2 separate regions of the Homo sapiens genome follow, and region 2 is linked to region 1. The links are chromatin contacts, found by Hi-C in ENCODE. All regions are on one chromosome and are shown on one strand. The core of a region is the stretch at or near the end of the contact, and the rest is flanking DNA. Distances in the headings are between cores, read along the strand shown.

What was found. Hi-C counts contacts between places; a loop is a spot of excess contacts on that map. Pooled maps may share reads with other maps.
Region 2: a pooled map shows a loop between it and region 1 (33-fold over the local background). The contact joins the promoter of TRAF3 here to the promoter of CCNK in region 1. A Hi-C loop is called at or near these places in 6 of 50 pooled maps.

The regions. Positions count from the first base shown.
Region 1 is chr14:99,479,273-99,485,527 of GRCh38, forward strand. It overlaps CCNK (cyclin K), which reads left to right and starts at 2,137. Exons shown (of 11, transcript NM_001099402.2): 1 at 2,137-2,207. It overlaps SETD3 (SET domain containing 3, actin N3(tau)-histidine methyltransferase), which reads right to left and starts at 1,587. Exons shown (of 13, transcript NM_032233.3): 1 at 1,456-1,587. RefSeq lists enhancers at 718-1,219, 2,028-2,397 and silencers at 1,068-1,267, 1,378-1,837.
Region 2 is chr14:102,773,520-102,779,407 of GRCh38, forward strand. It overlaps TRAF3 (TNF receptor associated factor 3), which reads left to right and starts at 3,930. Exons shown (of 12, transcript NM_145725.3): 1 at 3,930-4,156. RefSeq lists an enhancer at 2,503-2,742 and silencers at 3,453-3,512, 3,603-4,212, 4,423-4,472, 4,713-4,772.

The sequences.
Region 1 (6,255 bases), core at 887-3,386:
AACTTGGCTTTGCAAACTACTTTCTTAGGCCGAAGAAAAACTCCTCGGTAAACTGTTGGAATTTCACCAAAGTATCAATCACGGCAGCCCTTGGGACTAATCCAGTACTGCTGGACTTTCACGCATGGTAGCCCGTATAAACACAGTACATACAGCAAGGTTCAAGCAAGTCTTGGCAAATTTTAACAGTGGAGAGGAAGACTGCTTTATTTTGCTATATTCTTGGGTTAAATGTATTCGCTTAAAATAATAAACACTTCTCCGAGATTATTACTGGTTAGTTCAGTTTTGAAATACTGGCAAGGTCATTTCAAGAAGAAAAACGGGAGAGGGAGAGGTATATTTTACATAAGATAAAATTCACACTTTTCAGTGTCCGGTTCTGAGTTCTGACAAACGCATTTATAGTGGCCTCATCAGCACCACAATCAGGCTACGAAGATGGGGTAACTCTTCGAGGATTCTTAAAAGCAAAATTGATTTGTCAGCATACTTTAAAAGTATTTTTGCTTTTGAAACATCACCTTATTTATTTAGAAAAGCAAAATAACACGGTCCGAGTGGTCCTAACCCGCGAATGCCTTTGCAACACTGAAATGCCCTCCTCCCAACACCGGCCGGGCAGGGGTGAGCCCCGCAGCCAGGGGCGCGCGTCACTGTCAGCTCCTTTTCCCAAGTGGAGACCGGGAAAAGACAAGAGTTGCATCGCCGGGCTGGAGCCACGAGGAGGAAGAGTTAACGCCGGAATGACAAACTCTAAAGCACCGAATTGCCTCTCCCTAGTAGGGCACTGCGCGTGTGGAGCACGGCCAGGGGCGCGTGGGAAGAAAGACGACCTATTTCCTACGTCCGTCTTCCTAACTGGACGGCGCGGGAGGAGGCGGGGGCTGGTCCCCGGGCACCCTGGTGGGCACCGAGAACTCGCAGAGAGGAACATAAAACCGCACAGCCTTCCCCGAGCAGCGGGGTGACGGGAGGAAGGAAGGAAATGGGAGCGCGACCCGGCCGCGCGCAGAGCCGAGCCGACTAGCGCGAGGGGCCCGGGCCCCACCCGAGAGCAGGCGCGAGGGCCGGGGACAGCGGGGCAAGCTCGGGGAGAGCGCTGCCTGCACCTGGCACCACCTCGAGACCGGGTGGCGCGGGGCCCGGGAGCGTGGGCGCCAGAGGGGACAGGGCAGCGGCGAGCGCGCGCCTCTCGCCCCGCAGGGCGCCCGGGCAGAGGCCGACCGGCGCCCTCCGACCCCGCCGGGCCCTCCTCGCCCTGGCCCCCGAGCGCACACCTGCCCCTTCAAGCCCCGGGGCCACAGCGGCCGGCGGGGACCCTGGCGGGGGCGCGGGCCGGACTTCGGCCGAGGGGCGCTGGCCAGGGCGAGGGACGGCCTCGCAGAGCTCGGAGACGCGGCGCGAGTTTCCCCCGCGGGCCGCGCGGGCGCAGAGACCGCCGCCAGCACTCACCTGCCCGCTTCCCCTAGCGCAGCGGGAACGACGTACTCCGGCCCGGACCCCGCCGTCCGCCTCAACCAACCCCCAGGCGGTGGCGGCGGTGGCGGCGGCGGCGGCCGGACGGGAGGGGCGGGACGGCAGCCTGAGACGGCCCCGCGACCGCGGCCCAACGCTTCTCCTCCCGCCCCGGACCCCGCCCCCGGGCCGCAGCCGCCGCCGTTCATTGGCCCACGCTTCGGACGCATGGGCGCGGCCCCGCCCCGCCACCCAGCCGGCGTTCCGTTCGGGGTCCTCCCCAGCCAGTGGGCTGGCAGCTCCCGGGGGCAAGAGCGGCCGGCTCAGCCGCCGCCAACCACGATGTCGCAACTGGCTGCGTTCGCCCCCGCCAGAGCTTTGATTGGACGAATCTCGACCCGGGCCCCGCCTACGCGCCCAAGTTCCGTTAGCAGGTTCGGTTGCTCCAGAATGCCTTTTCGCCCCGAGGGGCGGGACCGACGGGATGGGCCCTGTGGCTGGCTCCTCCCTCTGTAAGCAGCAGCCACTGACCCGCGGGGCGGGCGGGGAGGAGAGCGGCGGCTCGTTCCTCTTTTGAGAGCTCTGCTTTCTTCCCATTGGTTGACAGGCATCCTACTCTCTCCGCCCCTCCGGTCGCTTGGTGGCGTCTCAGGACGCAGCGTGATGACGTAGGTCCCCGACATTCCATATACAAGATGGCCGCAGTCGGCAAGGAGAGACGTCGCTGAGGGGCTTGCCTGAAGCGAGGGGTGAGTGACCCACCGACTGAGGGCAGCGCCGCCCACCTCCCGCGTATCTGGAGGTCGGAGTAGGTTATGGCCAACCGCCGCTATCCACTGGCGGAGTCTCTCTTTCCGGATTCTGCCTCCCTCCGCTAACCTCCGGTACACATTGAACTTTGCGGGCGACGCGGGGTTGTGGGGCGGGCGTGTAGAGAGGGTCTGAGGCGCCGGGGCGGGGCAGGGAGGCCGGACTCACCCTAGAACTGGTAGCGGCCCTCGCACTGGGGGGCAGTCAGAGTTGGGGAACTTTCTAGGGGTTGGGCAAAAGGGGCAGCGGTGTTAACCGCGCACAGTCTCACAGCCACAGACTTCTCATATCTCCCCGATTATTTCGCGGCGTATTAGTCCCAACCTTGGCTAGGCCTGAAACTTTTTGGAGGTTGTTCCATGTCTAGGGTACTCCGACTTTGGAGTTTTGGAGAGCCACGTAACGAGGGTGCGGCTAAGATGAGGAAAAGGCACTTCCGGGATTAGATTTCGTTCTTGCCCAGACATCGTCTTTACGGACCCGCTCCTGGTGGTTGATTTGGTTTGTTATGAGAGAAATTGTTCTTTAGAAAATTGGAGCGTAAGTCTAGAGGTTATGTGACAGCTCCTAAACGATTGTCTGCCCAAGATAGGCTCGGTAATGCTCCCTAAATTTAGACTGCCAGTTAAACGGAGCTTTCGCTAAGTCATCTGAGGTTAGGAACTATTTCTAAGAGCATTTCTTAAGGGTGGTCTTCTGTGTTTTTAAGAGAAACTTGGTGATGTTTGTGTATCTCGATCTAAATCGCTGTTTACAGATACCTAGCACAATGCCTTGCAGTTGTAGGTGCCCGCTAAAGGTTTGTATGAATGATGTTGCTAGAATGAAAGCGAGGAGCTTTCAGCGCCTAGAACACTGCCTGACGTTTAATAAGCCCTCTGTATTGCTGAATGAAAGAATGGATGGATGATGGTAGTGGTAGTAGTATTGATAGACATTTGGATTAAAGTGCCCTTAGGATGCTTACCTGTTAAATAATCTTGACTATGAATATAATAATTATCCAAGATTGTCTTATTCAGAGTGACCACCGCTGGTGTCTTTTAGGGTTTTTTTCCCTCTTTTATCTCATTTCGATTATATTGTGATGCATTATTCAAGCATATTAGTTGATTTCTGGGCAAATCCTGTTTAAATTTGTTCCATTTTGAAAATGTAGTTTGCACTAACAAGCAATAAAAACTATTCGAGTTGTTAATGAGGTTCTTAAATTTTAAATGCTGTTTCTAAAATTGAATGTCATAAAGAAAAATTGGTCATAGCTGTGGCCTATAAAATGGGCTAGTTCATTTCAGGACATTATATTTGAAAGCAGTGACTCTGCTGAGTGTCTGAAAGGGAGGACAGTGTTTTCTGCTTGTTTTCTTTAAAATTGGATAAGGACAAAAAAATCTAGAGGAATTAAATTCAAGGTAATTGAGGAGATTACAGAGTGATCATATTTTTAAGCTCAGGTAAATTGTATACCAGAGTATTTGCAGATGACTTTATAAAATCGTTATTCTTAGATTTTGAAAAATCCTAAAAGTACAGTTAATGATAGAAGACTAGAATCTGGTAAATGTCTGTTTTCACATAGAACCATTCGATGGCTCTTGGCTACTAGGAACCTATTAATAATCTGTTTTAGAATCTTGTTGGAAGAGCCAACAAGTTTATGAGTACTTGGGAAAGGAGAGCTGATTCCCTGAAGCCAGCAGAGCTTCAGTGAGAAAAGGCCAGGTGAGGCCAGAGGTGGTGGCTCACGCTTATAATACCAGTACTGTGGGAGGCCAAAGCTGGAGGATCACACAAGCTCAGGAGTTCAAGACCATCCTGGGCAACATAGTGAGACCTCACCACTACAAAAAAAAAATCAAAAAATTAGCCAGATGTGGAGGTGCATGCCTGTAGTAGCTACTTGGGAGACTGAGGCAGGAGGATCACTTGAGTCTGAGAGATCAAGGCTGCAGTGAGCCGTGATCGGGTGACTGCGCTCCAGCCTGGGCGACAAAGCAAGACCCTGTCTCAAGAAAAAGCCAGGTGACACAAATCATATTTCCTTTTGTTACAGTTTACTAGACTGGTGGTGATTGGGGATTGTTGGACATAAGTTCATTTAAGTTTATTTAGGACATAGTCTTCCAACAAGATTCTAATACTGTGTGTAGACACAAGAGTTAAATGTGCATTGGATAAGGTGTGGTTAGATGGATTTATATCCATGCAAATTACCAAACCCGAAATGTTGATTAATGAGTTGATGTAAGCCTGGGGAGATGTCTTTGGAGATATGCTACAGGACTCTGGTCTTGCCCTTACTCGGATTAACACTTTCTTAATACCAACTTTAAATAGATAAGCAGCGTGATTCTCAAGTTAATAAATGCACTCAAACCATGTAGTGATAATGAGCAAATTAGATGACACTCAGAAATCAAAGATTTCTTAAAGGCTGAAATATAATAATAGGCCAGAACTGGCCAGATATAAATTTACTAGGTGAGATTGTCTCAAAAAAAATAAAAAATAAATAAATTTACTTGGTGTGATTACATTTACAAAACCTGAGTTTTCCTGGCTTGACAAAAGTGGTTCTAGGATGTAACATTCCACTTAAACAGAAGAAAAGCAGTGTCTAGATTGAGGGAAGGCAGTATCTTGGTATAAAGTAAGACTAGTTGTGATGCTGCTTGCTAGCTGTGAATTAGTCAGGTTGTTTCGTGTCTCTGGCTCCATTTTCTCAGTGATAAATTGTGAGGATAAGAAAACTAGCTTGCAGACATGCTGCAACGCAGCAGACACACAATGGACATGTTACTGCATGTTAGTTACCACCCCCCTCCCATGTGCTATGCACATCATATCTGTTTTGATTCCTAATATTTAGGGAGGACTTGAAACACTAAAAAAAAAGAAAAATCATGATGAGAAAAATGGTTAGATTTGTTTACCCTAGAGAAGAGAATGTAAAAATTGCTTTTACCTGTTTGAAAGACAATCAATAGATAAGGGAAATGTATTTTCAAGGCTTAGTTTAAGGACCCTGGTAGAAGTTAAAGAGTCGCTAAAAGGTAGATTTCATTCATGCATTATTTTATGCCATCTGTGTAGCAGATCTAGGGGATGAACAGGACAGATAAAAATCAATATAGGAATACAGGAATTATGTGAACACCAGTTATTGATACCCAGCAATGCCATAGGCTGTTTTGTAAACTAATGAGGTTTCATTGATAAGTGGCCAAATATTACTAAGAGGGGATTTCGATATTGGGTGAGATAATTGAGTGGTGACATTTACTATTGTTTCCATAATTCTAAATGTTGAAAATATATTTAGTCTTTTATGATGTAAAATGATATTTATGAAGCACATTCCTGAAAGGTGCTGCTAAAATGCCTTGACAGGTTGCTTGTTTATGGATTTTCATTTTGCAGAGTTCATAAATCTCAGTCATTTTCAGAGGAATCACAAGCTACTAATGAGAAAACTTACAACTTTAGGGTCTTGTGAAAAAATAATTGAAGAGTAATAGGGAACAGGTTTATAGACCTGAGGCAAAAACTTTTTCAGGGAGTTCTACGATTTTGAGGACTGTCTCTATTCTGTTTATGTCCATAATATTTTCACTACATTTCATGAATTGTTTATATTCTGCCTTGGAACCTAAAGGGACCAGGAGTTTGGCCAGTTACAGAAGGTAAAACAATTGAATATACTTACGATTTATCCGCTTGTGGACCGAGGTTCTTTTCCATTCCAGTTTCATCCCTACTGGGGTATTCCTAACACTGTTCCCCGTTCTGCCCCTTTCCCCTCAACAGATATCTTGGCATTATACTTCCTAGAGAATATGGAGGTACTCTTGAGATTTTTTAGTTACTTCCTCCCCCTTAAAAGATTATTTAAAAATATCTTTCTCAAACTTTTCCTTCCATTCTCAGGGGAAGAAAGAGCTTTCTTTCTAAGGTTAACTTTCTTGCTGTGCTTTTTATTATCCCTTG
Region 2 (5,888 bases), core at 2,680-5,179, 3.3 Mb after region 1:
TCAGTCTAAAATGGTGTTTTCAAACTTCAGGTCATGAATCAAAAGTAAGCTTAAAGGGTAATGGCCACCATTAAAAAATAAACAGAACGGAAAATATCGGAGTGCGCCGCAGGTTTGAGATGATCTGTTGTTACGTGTGTGTACACACACAGGTTATGAACAACTGGGTTACCATGTAAAATGTATTCAAAGGTTCAGAAGCCACTTGTTGGAACAATTAGTAAAACTGTGATTCTGCCGTGCATCAGGGTCCGCCCCCCGAGGCTGGGCACCATGGCTCACACCTGTAATCCCAGCACTTTGGGAGGTTGAGGTGGGCGGATCACCTGAGGTGAGGAGTTCAAGACCAGCCTGGCTAACATGGTGAAACCCTGTTTCTTTTTTTTTTTTTTTTTGAGAGGGAGTCTCGCTCTTTCACCCAGGCCGGACTCTTTTGCCCAGGCTGGACTGCAGTGGCGCTATCTCTATCTCTGCTCACTGCAAGCTCCGCCTCCCGGGTTCAGGCCATTCTCCTCCCTCAGCCTCCCGAGTAGCTAGGACCACAGGCGCCCGCCACCGCACCTGGCTAATTTTTTGTATTTTTAGAAGAGACGGGGTTTCACTGTGTTAGCCAGGATGGTCTCGATCTCCTGACCTCGTGATTCGCCCGCCTCGGCCTCCCAAAGTGCTGGGATGACAGGCGTGAGCCACCGCGCCTGGCTGTGAAACCCCGTTTCTACTAAAAATACAAAAAATTAGCCAGGCATGGTGGTGTGTGCCTGTAATTCCAGCTACTCAGGAGGCTGAAGCAGGAGAATGGCTTGAACCTGGGAGGTGCAGGTTGCAGTGAGCTGAGATCGCGCCATTGCATGCCAGCTTGGACAACAAGAGTGAAACTCCGTCTCAAAATAAAATAAAACAAAACAAATCAAAACCAAGGTCCCCACCCCCCACCCCCAGGCCACGTGTAGCATGTTTGAGTGAGAGAAGTTGCCAGCACCCTTCAGCCCAAGTTGACCCACAGGGGCCAGTGGTTTTTGTGTGGGAAGGCGCCACCTGAGGCACAGACCATCACATTCAGGGAGAGTTATAAGAAAACCCCTTTCCTAGCCCCAAAGCCCCTGGCACTCTGCCACGAATACCTTTTCCTTCTCACTGAAAGACAAACAGGATGGCCTTCTGAGCTGTTGCATGTCTGTGAGTCACTTGAGTATCTGCATGCACTTCTCCAAAAATGCAGCAAGCAGAACATGTAATGCTACATCAACTCCTGTGAGAAATGCGTCCAAAGATGGTGTCGGTTTGTTGTTGGACGTTGCCATAGGGAACAGAGATCTGCCTTTGAAGTACAGCGAGGAGAGAGCTCTCCTTCCTGCCCATCACTGCTGCCCTGTGGCTCTAACTGCAGGGGCGAGAACACCCGCCACCAACCCCCAAAGCAGTTGCCCTGCTTGGGGCAAACTTCTTTGTCCTGTCCCCCTTCAATTCCCCACAGCAGAGGATCTTCAGAACTGCTCAATTGGAGAAGAAAAAGGAGGAGGAGGGGAGGGAGAGAAAGGGAGGGAATAGGTCTCACCAGCAGAGGGCTCAGCCTGGTTGTGCCTGACTTCATTCTCAATGTTGCTTTCTAATGCTAGGCTGGAGCATGAAAAGAGCCGCAGAAAACCCTCTCATGGGTCTTTGGACCTTCTGCCTTGCTTCTTCTTTTCTTTTCTTTAATTATTTATTTATTTTTATTTTTTTGAGACAGGGTCTCGCTCTGTTGCCCAGACTGGAGTCCAGTGGTGCCATCATGGCTCACAGCAGCTTCAACCTCATGGACTCAAGCGATCCTCCCGCCTCAGCCTCCCAAAGTGCTGGGACCACAGGCATAAGCCACCATCCTACTTTTTTTTTTTTTTTCCAGACAGAGTCTCACTCTGTCGCCCAGATAGGAGTACAATGGCACAATCTCAGCTCACTGTAACCTCCGCCTCCTGGGTTCAAGTGATTCTCTTGCCTCAACCTCCTGGGTAGCTGGGATTACAGGCACACTCCACCACGCCCGGCTGATTTTTGTGTTTTTAGTAGAGACGTGGTTTCACCATGTTGGCCAGGCTGGTCTCGAACTCCTGACCTCAGGTGACTTGCCTGCCCGCGGCCTCCCAAAGTGCTGCAATTACAGGTGTGAGCCACCATGCCCGGTCCATGTCCTGCTTCTTTTAAAACAACCAAAAATAGTCCAGCCTAGGAAAGGGAGTCTTTCCTGATTTTGGCAAAGTTAAACCAGGCCATAGGTAACACACAGCATAAGGCAGGCGTTGGGAGTGGGCCCCAGTCGACAGGGTGCCAGGACTGTGGGCTAAGCAGGGCTGGGGACATGGGAGGCCTCAGTGCCTGGGCTATGGGAAGTGGTTGGGACCCTGAGCCTGAGGTCAGTAACATCCCAACTCCTGACAGGCAAGAAAGGGCACCTGAGGCTCCCAAGGGGAGTCCACCATGGGGGTGGGGGAGACCGCTGGAGTCCATAGGTCCCTGTGAGGGACGGCGAAGGCGGGCCTGTCACCTCTAAAAGAGCTGTGCCTGTGGCGCAGACGGGGGTGCCACTGTGGCCTGGTGAGTGTGGCTGTAGAACAAGCATCTGTTGGGCTAATGGAGCCAGAGACATGGTCCAATGTCTCTGATGTCCAGATAGACTTCCAGCAGCCAGGTCGGACTATCTGGGGTTCTGGAACGTTCCATGGGTGAAGCTGTAGGAGGAGATGCTGGACTTCCTGCCTCCACTCACATGAGTCACTGGAGCAATACAAGAAGGCAGACTGGCCTTGGCTACTCACACTGGTCTCAGCTCTGGGGTAGGGCTCTTTATAAGCCTTCTTGAGAAGTGAAAAATGCAAAGTCCTTTCTGTCCCCTCACCACTGACTTGCAAACTCCAGCGAAGGCCTCACCCCTCAGCTGGCCCAGAGCCTCCCAGAAGCCCTCCCTTCGCTTCCCACCTCGCCAGGCCCAGCCAGGCTGGGTGCTGCCTTGGTGGGCCTAGGTGAATCACTGACACACCACTGATGCCTTTGGGGCAGAAGGCAGAGGCCTCGGGAGAAATGCGCAGGCCCCAGCGGCCTGGTGGAGGGTGCAGGGGGCGCAGGGGCAGCCAGGACCGCCGAGGACGCTGGGGGCACGTGGCAAACTGGCTACCCTGTCCACCCGTGAGCAAGACACCACTCCGGGGGCGTGGGAGGGTCCAAGGGAGGGAGAAAGGAAAGTGCCACCAAACTAATGTGGAGCCCTGCCCTCTGCATGCGAAAAGGGGCTCCACGGCCTGAGTCACCCTCAGCCCCACCTGCGTGTGCGCGAGGGTGCGTGGCCTGGTACGCGTGCGCACGGTGTTGGTGAGCGTGTGTGTGCGTGTCCGCTTGAGGGGAATGTGACCGTCGTGTATGCGTCCGCGACAGTGCGGGGGGCCGCATATCGGACCCGTGCGTGTGCGTAGGGGTCGCGTGTGGCCATGGGCACACGGGCGTGCACGCACGGGGGCTGCGTATGCTATGCTGGCGTGGGGGGTGCGGGCGAGGTGGCCGCGGGGAGGAGCGGCGCCAGCACCTCTCGGCCCCCACGCGGCCTGCGTGGCTTTTTGACCCGGAAAGGCGGGGACGCGGGGACGCGCGGCGGCGGGGGCGCGGCGGGGGCGGCGCAGAGCGAGGAGGCCCGCGGGGCGCGCGGCGGGGACGGGAGGGAGGCGGGGGGCGCCCGGGGCCGTCCCCGCCCCGCGCCGCGGCGCCGCCGTTGCTAAGGCCGGGCGGGCGGCCGCCGGGCGCTAGGGCCCTTAGCAACGGGTCGCGGGCGCGCGCGGGGGGCCGGCGGGCGCGTGGGGCCGGCGGCGCTCGCGGGCTCCTGCCGCTCCCACGCGCGCGGGCGGCGGGGGCGGGGCGGCGGGCGCGCCGGGGATTTCCAGCGCGCGAGAGGAAGTGCCTGCGCGGGGCTGCGTGAGGGAGCGAGGGAGCGAGGGAGCGCGGCGCGGCCGCCGCGTGCGCGAGCCGGGGTTGCAGCCCAGCCGGGACTTTCCAGCCGGCGGCAGCCGCGGCGGCCGCCGGCTCTTCCCCGCCCCCCGCCATGGGGCAGCCCGGGGAGCAGAACGCTGCGGACCGCGGCGGAGGACGCGCCCGGCGCCCCTGAGCCGGCCGAGCGGCGACGGACCGCGAGGTAAGGGGCCGCGGCGGGCGGGCGGGCCTCCGGCGCGCGGCCGGGCGCCTCCATCCCCGTCGCCTCCATCCCGCGCCCTGGGCGGCGGGGCCCGGGGGCCTCGGGGCTGCCCGGCGCGGGCCCGGCGCGGCGCAGGCCCGGCCCGTCCCAGCGGCGACGGCGGGGCGCGGCTTCAGCCTGGCCCCGCGCCCCAGCCGGGCTGCCTCCCGCCTCCGGACGCCTCAACTTCGGCAAACTTTGTCCCGGAGGCCGGGCTCGGGGCCCGAGGGGGCCGGGGCGCCCGCACCTTTTCAGGAAACGGGGCGCGCAGGCCTCGCTACGGCCGTGACCCCCGCTGGCGTTGAGGACCCGGCACCCCGCGGGGCCGCGGGTTTCACGCGGGGGGACGGGCGGCTCAGGGGCTGCGTGGCCGAGCGCGCTGCCCGGGCCGGCCGGGGGGGCCCGGGCGTTATTGGAAAGTTGGTCCTGAGTCATTCCGCCTCAGAGGCGCCTCCGACCGCTTGGCGGGCGGCGCGGGGGTCCGGGTATGGGCAGAGGGCGCGAATCCCCCTCGCGCGGCCGCCGAGGGCCGGCGACTCCCGGGGCACCGGGCGGCTCCTGGCCGCGGGCTCTGCGTCTTCCCCGCGGGCGCCAGGCGGCTCTCGGCGGGCTGGCCGGTTCCACGCCGCCAGCCAGCCCCGTGTGGGGACTTCGGTCTAGTATTTGGACCCGAGGAGATAATTCTGTGTGGAAAATTCTCTCCCTTCGGTTGGAAACAGTAACAAACTGGAAACGGATGAGGTGTTATGGACGTGCTTGGAAATGCAAGAAACCTTCAGATTACGAGCTGTTGACGGGACCAGTTGTATTTCACGTTTTTCGAATTAAGCTCAGAATCAGTTTTCAGAATGACATGTGATGCGTGGTGCGTGGTGTGTGTGCCTGTGTGTGTGTATGGATATAATTCATTCATTTTTGTGGCGTCAGAAAGGTTATGTCGAGCGTTGTAGCGGCTTCTTAATTTACATTCACGGCATACAACTGAAGAGGAGCCATTATTTATTTTTTTTCCTAGCATTTGCTGCGACTACACACTGCCGGAGCGTTTGGAAATGTTGTTTGCTGTTACCCTGTATTTGTCTATAAAATTCTTACTGTAGGGAATGGCCAAGTGGACCATCAGTTCGTCCTGAGATCTTCTCATGTCTCTCACGTCTTTGAAAATGGCCTGTGAACAGACTGCATCATATGTAGGATGTCTGGCAAAATAGTGTACAGCGTTCTTTTCTCAAATGAGAGGAAATGTGTACCTTTTCGCCGCGTTGTGACAATGTAAATGTTAAGAATTAGTCTAAAGATGAAAATTCTTTGGCCAAAACAAGATAAGCCTTATCGATATGAAAACTGGAAAACATCACATGGGACTGGAAATCCTGTGAGTGGGTGCTCATGACGGAAACCCTGACAGACCTTGGATTCCAGCATCGCTGGTGAAAATCAGACCTTATCATGGATAAGGGTTAAGATGTAAGGTGTCTCACCCAGACGCCATCTGTTCCAGCTGTCAATGCAGAAGCCAGGAAAGGAGAGAGAGCTGGCCAGGGAGAATTCCAGCTTTTTTTTTTTTTTTTTTTTTTTTTTTTTGAGACATTCATGTGAATTTCTCTGCGAGGGGAAAGAAGACCAATTATTTTCCTTGGATGCTGTCCCTTCTTTTGGAATTAATAAGATGGCTTCACTCAGTGAGAGGCTG